Linked DNA regions of Homo sapiens: all the other regions are linked to region 2. The links are chromatin contacts, found by Hi-C in ENCODE. All regions are on one chromosome and are shown on one strand. Each heading gives the region's core, a stretch centred on a gene start or an enhancer-like site at or near the end of the contact. The rest is flanking DNA. Distances are from core to core; before and after follow the strand shown. Region 1 has its middle 120 kb from the start of LINC01392. Region 2 has its middle 160 kb from the start of PPP1R3A. Region 3 holds the start of LINC01392 (long intergenic non-protein coding RNA 1392). Region 4 holds the start of IFRD1 (interferon related developmental regulator 1).

What was found. Hi-C counts contacts between places; a loop is a spot of excess contacts on that map. Pooled maps may share reads with other maps.
Region 1: a loop to region 2 is called in a map of prostate gland, with 4 times the contacts of the local background. The contact joins two enhancer-like sites. A Hi-C loop is called at or near these places in 2 of 168 maps with a recorded cell type or tissue (IMR-90 and prostate gland) and 6 of 50 pooled maps.
Region 3: a map of aorta shows a loop between it and region 2 (2.6-fold over the local background). The contact joins the promoter of LINC01392 here to the enhancer-like site in region 2. A Hi-C loop is called at or near these places in 3 of 168 maps with a recorded cell type or tissue (aorta, chondrocyte and heart left ventricle), 1 of 37 single-sample maps with no recorded cell type and 17 of 50 pooled maps.
Region 4: a loop to region 2 is called in a map of ascending aorta, with 4 times the contacts of the local background. The contact joins the promoter of IFRD1 here to the enhancer-like site in region 2. A Hi-C loop is called at or near these places in 2 of 168 maps with a recorded cell type or tissue (ascending aorta and gastrocnemius medialis) and 4 of 50 pooled maps.

Annotation. Positions count from the first base shown.
Region 1 is chr7:115,351,243-115,354,001 of GRCh38, forward strand. No RefSeq gene overlaps it. Among named protein-coding and RNA genes, the nearest start is that of LINC01392, 120 kb to the left of the region's middle. Within about 2 kb of position 1,294, at least 2 of the 41 ENCODE cell types and tissues checked have a DNase peak (open chromatin) inside an H3K27ac peak, as active enhancers do.
Region 2 is chr7:114,081,613-114,084,623 of GRCh38, forward strand. No RefSeq gene overlaps it. Among named protein-coding and RNA genes, the nearest start is that of PPP1R3A, 160 kb to the left of the region's middle. Within about 2 kb of position 1,364, at least 3 of the 41 ENCODE cell types and tissues checked have a DNase peak (open chromatin) inside an H3K27ac peak, as active enhancers do; they include ascending aorta, where a contact is called at or near this core.
Region 3 is chr7:115,229,920-115,232,619 of GRCh38, forward strand. LINC01392 (long intergenic non-protein coding RNA 1392) reads right to left here and starts at 1,436. Exons shown (of 5, transcript NR_126407.1): 1 at 1,264-1,436.
Region 4 is chr7:112,448,946-112,451,879 of GRCh38, forward strand. IFRD1 (interferon related developmental regulator 1) reads left to right here and starts at 1,515. Exons shown (of 12, transcript NM_001550.4): 1 at 1,515-1,837. The coding sequence starts at 1,744. LOC128031837 reads left to right here and starts at 1,542. Exons shown (of 1, transcript NM_001414739.1): 1 at 1,542-1,700. The coding sequence starts at 1,542. The coding sequence ends at 1,700. RefSeq lists enhancers at 605-1,422, 1,423-2,240, 1,540-1,829, 2,070-2,119, 2,240-2,359.

The sequences.
Region 1 (2,759 bases), core at 44-2,543, 1.3 Mb after region 2:
CATCATGAAAATTTAAGAGATTAAAAGAATATGAAACAGGAATTCTAATAAATCTGAATCATAAACACTTATCATTTGTGTCATTTTTATTTACAACTGATTATATTTTTCACCTAATTTAATAATGGAATAGATTAAGAATGGTTTGTATATAATATTTGCTAAGAAATTTCTAGAAATCATAAAATCATTAAAGAGAGAAGAAAAAATGTCCCAGTTTCAAATTTGAATAATAGGGTTATAGCAGTGTTAGGCTCAATATTGTAGCTATTCTGAGAATCCTACTTATTTTCACAACCTGATTTATCCACCCCCCTTCCGATTTTTTGAACCATATGTATTTATAATAAATTTATTAGATCCTTAAGTTAATGGTTTCTTTTGTTTTCACGAGTATATACTTATCCCCAAATTCATTGAGTTGTATACATTATGTGTAGCATTTTATGAGTCAGTCATAAAATACTTAGATGAAATACATAGATGAAATACTTTCATCTATGAAAACCAATCCATTTCATATATAGTTTCAGCAAGAAACTTATAAAATGTATATTAAAGCAGTATTGACTTGTCTAACAATAAAAAGTACAATTAGGCTTCCAACATGTAGCCGAATTTAAAAAGTGGGCCTTTTTTTAAAGTTCTGTTGTTTTCAATTAAGAATTCTGAATAAACCCTATGTTTTTTAGTTTGCGTTGAAAACAAATATTTTTTATCAGAGTTATATATCGTTAGCATAAAATTACAGCTTAATTAAAGGTTTAAATCTAATCAAGCAAACAAAAATCATAAACCAGCATAGAAGGTACTAAAATATGTATATATGTGATCATGTAATTATGAAAGACTATGTTCATTCATTAGCTCATTCATGAAATACTAATACTTAACAATAGTTTAAGAAATGTTCTGAAGCACTGGTAGTAGAAGTGAGGTGGTGAGAAGTTTTGAATTCTAGCTATATTTTGAAAATAGAGCAAATAGAACTTGGTGATGGATTTGAGGGGGATATCAGAGTATGTAAGGGGTCAATAATTTGTTTTGGCAACTAAAAATTCACTTGTATAGTTGACATATGGAAGACTAAATGGAGAACAGAATTCTGGGGGATGGAGAATATGAGCTAGGTTTTGAATTTGCTTTGAGATGCCAATTAGACATCTGAATGGCAATGTTGGACAGAAAGTTCAATGTTTAGCAGCCTGTAGGGGCAAGCAAGAGCCTGTGGTAGGCAGAAGAATTCCTGCCGAAAGATGTCTGTATTCTAGTCCCTGGAACCTGTGAATATGCCTGTTTACATGGCAAAGATAAATTGAGGTTGAAGATGGAAGTAAGATTGGTCATCATCTGATCATAAAATAAAAAGTTTTTCTGGATTATCTGAGTCAGCCCAATGTAATCACAAAATTCCTGTATGTGGAAACAGGAGGCAGAAGAGTCATTGTCAGAGTGATGCAATGTAATAAAGACTCCAGTGGCCGTTGCTGGTTTTAAAGATGAAAGGGGCTCATGGGAAGACAGTGGGAGGCCTCTAAAAGCTGGAAAAGGAAAATTCTACCCTATAGCCTCAGGAAGGGAAAGTAACCCTCTAGTCACCTTGATTTTAGCCCAGTGAGATCCCATTCAGACTTCTGTCCTCCAGATCTGTAAGATAATTTGCATTTTGAAGACATTATATTTGTATTAACTAATCACAGATGCCATGGTAAACAAATACTGTGTAAACCAGCCGTTTATTTTTTAGGAATTTTACAAGCTAGTTGCCAACAGACTCTTCATTAAAAATTAAATTATGTAAACTTACACTTGATTAAATTATATTCAAAGATAAGGTAATAGATAATCAAAACTCATTACTTCCTAACTTTTAACTAGATTTTTAAAATACTCATGTCCTAGAAGTTATTTACTTCTATTGTATCTATATGGTAGAAGCATTATACAATGGTGTGCTAGTGTATATGTTTTCCCAGCTCCACATTCAGTGGTGTCATGTTGGTAACTTGAAATTAGCCATGCTGCGAATATTTAGACCATGGAAAGTAACGAATGCTACAAATCAGAACTTTTTATGATTTTTTTAGTTTAGAAAGTGGCAGAGAAAATGTTAATAGGGCAGATTAACCTTAAACATGCATCCTGTTTGTGGCTGCTGCATTGTGACTACCACCAAAACAAACAAACAAACAAGAAGATATTCTTGCAGTATTTGAAAAGTATTTTTGATTCAGCAAAGAAATTCCACACAGCATTGACGAAGGAGTAAAATTCTGGGCTGGGCATGGTGGCTCACGCCTGTAATCTCAGTACTTTGGGAGGCCGAGGCAGGTGGATCATGAGGTCAGGAGATCGAGACCATCCTGGCCAACATGGTGAAACCCCGTGTCTACTAAAAATACAAAAAATTAGCTGGGTGTGGTGGCACATGCCTGTAATCCCAGCTACTCAGGAGGTTGAGGCAGGACAATTGTTTGAACCAGGGAGTCAGAGGTTGCAGTGAGCTGAGATCACGCCACTACACTCCAGCCTGGCAACAGAGCGAGACTCCATCTAAAAAAAAAAAAAAAAAAAAAAAAAAAATTCTGACATAAGTTTTTGTTGTTGCACTCTGTCTTACTTGCTAATATAAATAAAAATACCAACAAATATTCATGTTGCAGCTACACTCGTTTATCAGTTGCAGTCATAATTTTACCATGGATACAAAAGTTTAGCAAAAATAAAGAGAAATATTTTATGAGAATAAACTGGTTATA
Region 2 (3,011 bases), core at 114-2,613:
TTTTAGGACACTCAGAGCCAACCTCTTAGCAGTGATATGCTGTGGTTACGTTTTTTCAAGATTAGATATATACCTACTAACAATGAACTAGGCTACATTAGAGAGAGAATTAAGTGTATTGTTCACTGGAGGATATGGGTAGCCCCTGTTGTTGAGTCTCCATGGTTCCTGCCAGCAGCCTAGGAGAAGCTAGGGGCAGGGCAGCGGAAATCTGCAGGCCCATAGCTGATTCCAAAGGGCTTTATGTGAAGGCTGGCAGATGTGGAGAATTTTTTTAATCTTCTGAAGATGAGAGAACCCGGGTAGAAGTGTGGGTTTATGAACAAATATTTATTGCTTCAGGGTCCAGGTAAATTCAGGGTATATGCTATAAAAACACAAATGAAAAATATAGTCTGTGACTTTTTTAAAAAAAGTTGGGAGAGCTCATTAGGATTTATTATAGGTCCCAAATTTTGTAGTCCCTAAGCTTAACGACAGATGGTGGTGTAACTCCACCAATTTCACAATATCTCCATTCAGTCTGATGTAACATAGATTACCCTTGATTTGACTTCGGTGAAATTAGAATTTTCTCTTTTCCCTAAATGTGTCAGGGAGGAGAATGGGGAAAAGTCGTCTAAAAGGAGTCTGCTTATTTGCTCATCTTCAGAAAACTGTAGTGGATGTGAAAACACAGGAAACTGATATGTGACTGTTTTTTCTGTGTGAAAGGAAAAATACCTTGCATTTAAGACTTTAGTTACAGGCTATTTGAAGTGAGTAGCACAATTTTGAAGATGTTATTTATAACAGGAAAAAATAGTAATTTAAAAACACCCCCTTTCCTTTCTCCCAGCGATTTCTCCAAGTCAGTTGAAATTTAAGTACAAGTCACAATTACAGAGATAAAACGGCTCTGAAAGAGAAAAATGTAGTTGTTGTTTGAAAGTGTTGGAAAAAACAGACTTAAGTGTGTGAAAAATTATATTTTTATAAAAAATAACTGAAAATCAAAGAGGTTCACTGGGAGAAGCAGTAAACTAACATTTCTAATTTGTCATTCGCGTGCGTCGCTTTCCTTCATCTTGGCTATACTTCCTCTCATCTGCGGTGTTTTATTTCGCGCAAGATGCGCTGACAGAGGCCATTTCAAACGAATTTATCTTTCACTAGGACCGTACTAGAGCAGTGTCTCGAATTTTGTTGATTTGTGGTTTCGTCGTAAAATAAACTTGAAATCAAATAAACTTTCGTGAGGAAGCTTTGATGTCCACTTGGTGAAACTCCTCATTCACCCAGTTGAGCCGTTGAACTTTCTTCTGGAACCTCTTTAAATGACTTTTGCCGATCCACGTGCTGCAAAGAAGACCTGAACCGTGCCTATGACCCTGCGCGGCGACTACAGGGACAGAATTTGGCTTTCCTTCTCTTTCCAATATGCAGCGTTTCGTTTAAAGGCTGCCTCGATCCAGTGGGCTGACCAGTGACTTGTGCAAAAGAAAACTATTCGATCGCTGTTTGCCCTTTCAGCGTTTTCCTCGGCTGCGGAAACCCGGTTTTCCTATTATTATACTTCAACTTTTTTTGGAGTCAGCTAGCACAGAGCGCTAAACCCCGGCCAGTTCCAGCAGCAGCCGAGGCGAACAAAGCCTGCAGTGTTCGGGGCCATGCTGGGGCGGGAGTGGTGGACGAGTTCAAGGAATTGCAAATAAATATATTTTATGACCACCCATCAACAAACTACGTGCCACCGTGGCGGCCCCTGGTAGCCGGGCCGTGTCTGCAGTGTGGCCAGGGGCGGGGGCTGAAAAGGAGGCGGCCGGAGAGGCGAAGCGAGCTGCGAGCCCCGGGCCTGAACTTTCACCTCTCGAACCCGGGCCCAGCCCATTGGCTGCAGCCGAGGGGTCCACCGAGGGCAGCGGCTCCTGACAGGACCTGTTTTCCCAACTCCCTGGACAGCTTCCCTGCGGGATGGGTTGGTGGCCCGGGGCATGGCAGCAGGCGAGGAGGAGATAATGGGGGCGAAGTTGAGCGGGGGCACTTGGGAGCTGCGGGCTCAGTTTCACTGAGAAAAAGGCCCCGGAAGGGTACGCGTCCACTCTATAAATATATACTCCTCCGACTGAGATGTCCTTTCGCACCTCTTGGCTATCTGTACTCTCCAGAAAGGAACGTTAGAGGCTGCGAATTTCACCAAAACGTTTCTTTGTGTACAGAAAAGTGAAAGGCTAACTAAACTCGTTCCTCTCCAAGTCTTGAGACCCTAACCCTCCTTCTCCTCGTTGGGAACTTGATCTTCCAAGTGGCCCTAGCTCTTTTACAATAAACCTTTCCCGCTCACTTACTCGGTACACCTGGAGAGAAAAGGGAAGTCAGTGGGGTCGATGTACGCGGGGGAAGAAGAAGAAAAAGAAGTGAGAAGCTGTCCACCTTTTGATTGTTCTATTCCCTTCATTTATAACCCCCCTGGAAAGGTACATCCCCAGTTTTCCAAGGATTTCCACGTCGTTTACTCTTCTTTTTTCCAAAATAGTTTCAAGTTTATTCAGAATCCGTTTTTATTGAGGTTTCCTAGTGAAGCATAAACGCAGATTACTTAACATAAAATTATCCCCACCTTTCAAAAGGGCGAGGTAGGGCCATTTGGGGCTGGCGTTTTCTAATGATAATGACTGTTCCTCCTTCTGTCTCTGCTCCCACTTTTAAAAGATTCGGATTATTTGTCCACTGTTCAGCCTGCATTTCAAAATAGACGATTTAAAAAAGAGTGAGAACACAGTCTGTAGGCACAGCACTTGAGGACTGCCGGAGTTGAAAAGCTCAGGGAAAGAACCGCAATTCAAAGTCCAACTCTACCTCGTTCCTCTTCCTCCTGGCAGGGGCCATCTTCCCAGGGCCAGCCCCATGGCTTTTTGACTTAATTGGTTTCACTAAAAAAACCCTGACGGTGTGTTTACCGACGTGGGTGCCAGGGCTGCTTCCTCCCTGGGAGAGCCGCGGGTTCTGAAGGAAAGGGTTGGTGCCAAGTG
Region 3 (2,700 bases), core at 186-2,685, 1.1 Mb after region 2:
TGCAACTCACTGGTCTCCACCACTTACTAGACCACTTCTATTTTTGAGTACTATTCTCACAACGTAGACTGTGATTTTTTGGCAAACAAGCACAAAATCCAGGGTTAAAAAAGATAAAATGTATCTAGCATAAAGCATCTTTTAAATGGAAATGCCAAGTTCTTTATAAATTTGAAAAATTTATTCATTACCCGGCTTCTAGGGGAGCCCCTTATTTCCATTTTTTTTGCTGGGGCTATCTGTTTCACCCCACTAGGCTTTCCAAATGGCTGTCCACAGATGCTGAGCCTTTGGTCACCTCCGAGTGGTGTTTGGAAAGAGTACTGGGGAACTGGGCTGCTTTTTGGCCTCCTTGCACACAATTCAAGTCAGAGCTTTTGATCTTAAGGTAATATAGAGCTTGGAAACAAAAAATCTGCATTTAGTTTGGAATATCTGAAAATGATAGTGGTTAGGAAAAAGGATGTTAGGCATGGTTTGTGTGCAGGCTATTATAGGTACTTCCTTTCCAAAAAGGTGATATTTAGTGCTACAAATTAGTTATCATATCAGTATTAGAAGCTTTGTTAGGAATTCCAAATAATACGCAATTGTGATTATACACAAGGTGTTTGCAAGCCCCATCTTGTAGGTATTATTAAGCCACAGAATATTTTATACATTTTAATAATTAATAGTCAAACACCTTGCTAAATACTACTCCTTTTGAGGAGAAGTAGTAGAGAAAGAATACAATTGGCTGTTTATATTTTTGTCTTATTCATAAAGAGAATAAAATTATGTAAAAGTATTTATAAGGAATTTATCATCCCAAATGCATTTTAATAGTTGTAGATAAATACTTCTGTTTTGAGAAGGCTTCAGAGCTGTAACAGAAAATGAAATAAAGGGCTCATGTGGAAAGAACTTTACAGCATGCTGCAACTTGATTGTTCACACTTCAAAGCAATTCTAAGAAAAACTGTAAATAAGGACTAGGCATAAAACTCTGCTGGCACCTGGGAATACTCAGCCCACTGCACAACAGAACAGAATCTGAATTCTGGCAAACAGCCAACCTCTGTGGATAAATCTGGAAAGGCTTAATGTACACTGAAGAACTGATGTACTCAGAAACTATGTGGGTGTACTTAGCTTCATGCCACTTAGAGAACTCATTGACTTCCCTGAATACAAAGTAGATCTGGTCATCATGTGTTACACCAGATTCTAGTACTGCTTGCAAGCCCATAATAAAACCCAGAGTTTATAGGAAGGACTCACCTTTCTCAAGAGATACTTCTCCTACTCTCTCTCCTTTTTAATGCTCATTTGGACTTATTAGACTCTCCAAAGCAGTTCTCATACACTTTAACAAGATGAAGATATACTAGGAAAGGTAATTGGGTGAGCATTACTAAGTGTGAGTCATAAATAGTGTAACAAAGGCTTTGAGTGAGTCATCTGCCTAAGTTACCATAGCTATACCCAACATAACACTGCCTTTCTCTTTGTTAAGTGGACAAACTACCATAACGTCTAACAGTATCAATAGCATGTTTTTTTGAATAGCTCATTTTTAAATATTCTCAGTTGTTTAAGTTTATGTCATATATTTTCCAGATTAAGGCTCTTTGGAACAGAAACCACTGTTATAAAGATAGGCAACAGATCACTTGCGTATTTTAAAACAAGAAATGCACAGACATTGTAGGGATTTGTTTTTTCATGATAGCCTGGTAATAAAAAAGTTTAATACAAAACCTTTCATCTTCAAAGGGATCTGAAAAACGTAATTATTCAACGCAATAGCAAATGTTAGATTTCTATTAAGTTAGCTGAATTTTCCAGTTTCTTTCCTTCCCTCAGCATACATTTTCCTATTGCTGGCTTCACCAGAAAAATAACAGCTTAAAATTTATCCCTAAGCTAAAACCCATTAAATGATTGACACAATCTTAGCTAACATGAAAAGTGACTTATATAAAACCTGGTTTGCTGTTTGGGGGCATATTCTGCTCTCAGCAAATGAATGCACATTTTTCTCCATTGATCAGTGGAAAGAAGTGAATATTCTTCAAACATGAAACTTTCTTATATAGCTAAATATCTTTTGTGCTACTATGAGTCATTCCTGAGCATGTCTTTTATTCCTTTGTGATTTTATCAAAGTTCAGATATTTTTAAAAGATCTTGGAATTTTCTAAATAGGGTTCACGTAATATATTCTCCAGCTATATACTTTTTTTTAAAAGGTATTAGAACGAATTCAGATCCTGACATACCATCTTGTGTTTCACATATGATCAGTCACCTTCTTAAGATGATAACAACTTTGACGTTGCAAATGAACACATTCCCATGTGCTTGAGGCCAAAAAGAGGCAGTCAGTGAAACTAAAAGGAATTGCCTGAATATGACTGTTATTTCTATTTGTTGCTAGGTTCTTATTGGAATCTGTGTTGGTAAATTAATTTGGGGTGCACATATCATAGGGTTGATATTCACTTTGTGTCACCAATATGGCTGTATTTCTTATTGAAATACTGAGAAATTTCTGTATAGATTAGTAGGTAGCTGTTGCTGCAGACCCTGCCAAATGTCTGTCTGTCTTTTCCTGCTGCTCTGGTCCCACACGGGGATTGTCGCTTCTTCTCCTTACTTCAGAAATTGTTAATATCTTTGCACGAGTTTTTTCTTGGGCTCTATTCCTGAGCCAAG
Region 4 (2,934 bases), core at 265-2,764, 1.6 Mb before region 2:
CTGTTTGGCTGAAGAACAAGAACTGTATGAGGAAGCAGTGAAAGATGAGGCTGGAAAGGGAGTCAGGGCCAGGCTAAAAGGGTTGGCATTTAAAGTTAGTCATGGGAGCCATGGAATGTTTTTGAGCAACTATTAAAGCAGGTGGATTAGTAAAATAGGGAACACACAAATAAATCTGGCAGCATTACTGTGCATGAAACATGGATGAAAAGACTGGGAGATCGCTTAAAATGCCCAGGCATGAACTGAGGTCACATGTGATCACAGAATAGGACAGGAATTTAAGAGTGCTATTTTAAAACTAATTGCTTTGCGGGTGGGGAGGGGGTGGTGCATCAAAGGGAAAAAAGACTATGAATTTGAGTTTTGGAATTTAACATATGGGAGGATAATAAATAGTACAGTGAACAAAGGGAAGACAGGAAGAAGGAAATATAGTATTCGTTTCAGAGATGTTGGGTTGAGGCACAAGTGGAACATTCTGGTGGAAATTTGCTACAGGCAATTGAAAATAGAATAGAGCTCAGCTGAGAGGTGGAGTGGCGGATGACTCACCTACATTGAGGTGAGTCAGGGACTTTGATCTGTCATAAGCATAGTATATGAACCTAATAACAGGCTCTAAATACTAGACAAATGTCCTAACAAGGAAGACAGAGATCTAGGAGTGCCTTGAGAAAAAAGGCAGCACTGCGATTATTGATCTGTATAACTTGTGTTTGTTTTACCAGCTGTGAAATTCTCAGAACTGGCAGGTAGTATTGTCAAGGGACACATTCTTGTATAGAAACCCACAACGCTGAATCGTCATATATTCCTAGTCTAGAATCTGAGATATACACGAACTCCACAACTAAGTAGACGAAAGCATCCCTTTTTTTGGGGGGGGGGGGGGATGGGGGGCACATAACCCTGAACCACGGTCCAATTACAGGTACAGTACTGATGATGGCTTAAGTAGTTCATGGAACTAGTTAAAACTAAAACCATGGAAATGTTACCCAGGAGAGGTAAGGCTGCGTGCCTGGCAGGTGCCGCAGGGAAGTAGGGGAAAGGTTAAGGAGAACACCAGCCTCCGGAGAAAGAGAAGCAAAGGTGATTGCATAGCTGCCAGCTGGAAGCCGACTCTCGTCATAGGGCATACTCGCCCCACTGTGCATCGCCGGTGCCTACCTCACCCAGTTCCAAGGCGGGGGCGCGCCGAGGCAGGGGTGGGGTCACCAGGAGAAAAGCAAGTGGGCAGAAAAGCCCGTTGGGAAGAGACGGCTGGGAGGAGGCCCCGGCCCCAGCCTTACTACGTTTCCCAGAATTCAGTGAGGCCACGAAGACAGGCTCCCTGGGCGCGGACGGAAGACTGGCCGCATGGGATTTGTAGGTAGGATCCGCGCCCCGCCCGACGGAGGCGTCCAGTGGGGAGGTGTGCAGGGATTGGTTGGGAAGCGCTCAAGCCCCGCCCACAGAGTGACGTCAGGTGGCGGTATTGCTACTTAAGGCGTCGTGGCCTCCCCTGCCCCGCCTTAGCTCCCGCGCTAGAGAGAAACATGTATCGTTTTCGATCACAGCTCTTCACGGGGATTTCTGCTGCCGCCACCGCCCACTCTTACCCCCGCCGCTTCTCGACTCTGTTGTTAGCCGAAGACTCGCCTCTCAGCCGCCCGCCGCACAGACGCACGAGTAAAAAGTGCAGCTCCATCGGCTGATCCTCGCTAAGCTCCGACTCTGGGCGGCACCGGGCGTCCCACGATGCCGAAGAACAAGAAGCGGAACACTCCCCACCGCGGTAGCAGTGCTGGCGGCGGCGGGTCAGGAGCAGCCGCAGCGACGGCGGCGACAGCAGGTAAGGGGTATCCCCGCCGCCGGCATCCCAGTTGCCGGCCAGGCTGGCGAGTCTTCCATGCTTCGGCACGGTGGGAGTTGTAGTTCTTTCTCTGATGTACACATTTGCATTTCCAGGGTGCGTGGTTTGGCTACTGAACTACAATTCCCAGCGTGCCCTGGGCGCTGCTCCTCGCGCGATTTAGATCTGGCGTGCGAACCGGACTCTTGGGCACCGGCCGTGGGGGCAGGGAGGAACGGGTCCTTGGGCCTGAGAGTGTGTCGGGACAGGGGCTGACCGGGAGCTGGGCGGGAAAGGAACCATTGTCAGAGTTCCTTTCTCGGCGGCGATCTCGCCCGATCTCTCCCCGACCACGGGTGGGGAAGAACGGGGAGTTGAGCCCGTGCCGTCACTGGCCGCCTTTGACACCCTGGCTCCAACATGGAGCTCCTGGGATGCCAGACGTCCGGCGGGTTTGGACGGGCTCTTGCGTCACGCGGCCTGGGCCTTGCGCGGTGGGCCCGGGGTGACGCAGAGGCGCTGGGGAAGCTTTCCGTCTCGCAGGTCCACCTGGCCAGGCGAAGGCGTCGGAGGCGGGGGGACCACTTTCTCCCCCCTAGGCTGTGCTCCTTCCCCTAACTGGCACCTGCAGAAGCCCTGAACCTCTAGCACCTCTGCGACCACCCGAGGCGACCTCCTGCTCACGGGGGGAAGAAACGCGTTCTCCTTTGTGCTGCATTCTATATGTTCTCTGCAGTGAGCCCCAGAGAGGCAGGGTGGTGAGGAGCTTAGGTTGCAGTTGGCTAAAAGTTGAGGTTATTGTGCCCTCGCTACGAAGTTGAAACTTTTCCTGGGTGGGATGAGTAGGTGCTTAACTGAACTTATGGTTTTCTACTTATTATATGGTTAAGAAAAAGGATTCCAATTGGAATTGGAAGGCCCTTCTAGGAGAGACCCCAATAAACTCAAATCGAGTATTAAATAACCTGGGTAATATTTTATTTAGAAATTTAAACAGGAGTTAAATATTGGAGTATTCTCCGACGTTATCACACTGGAACTATTAGCCATCAGGTATTTTTGGACACAGTTGCCCCTCTGCCACGGCTGCCACTCAG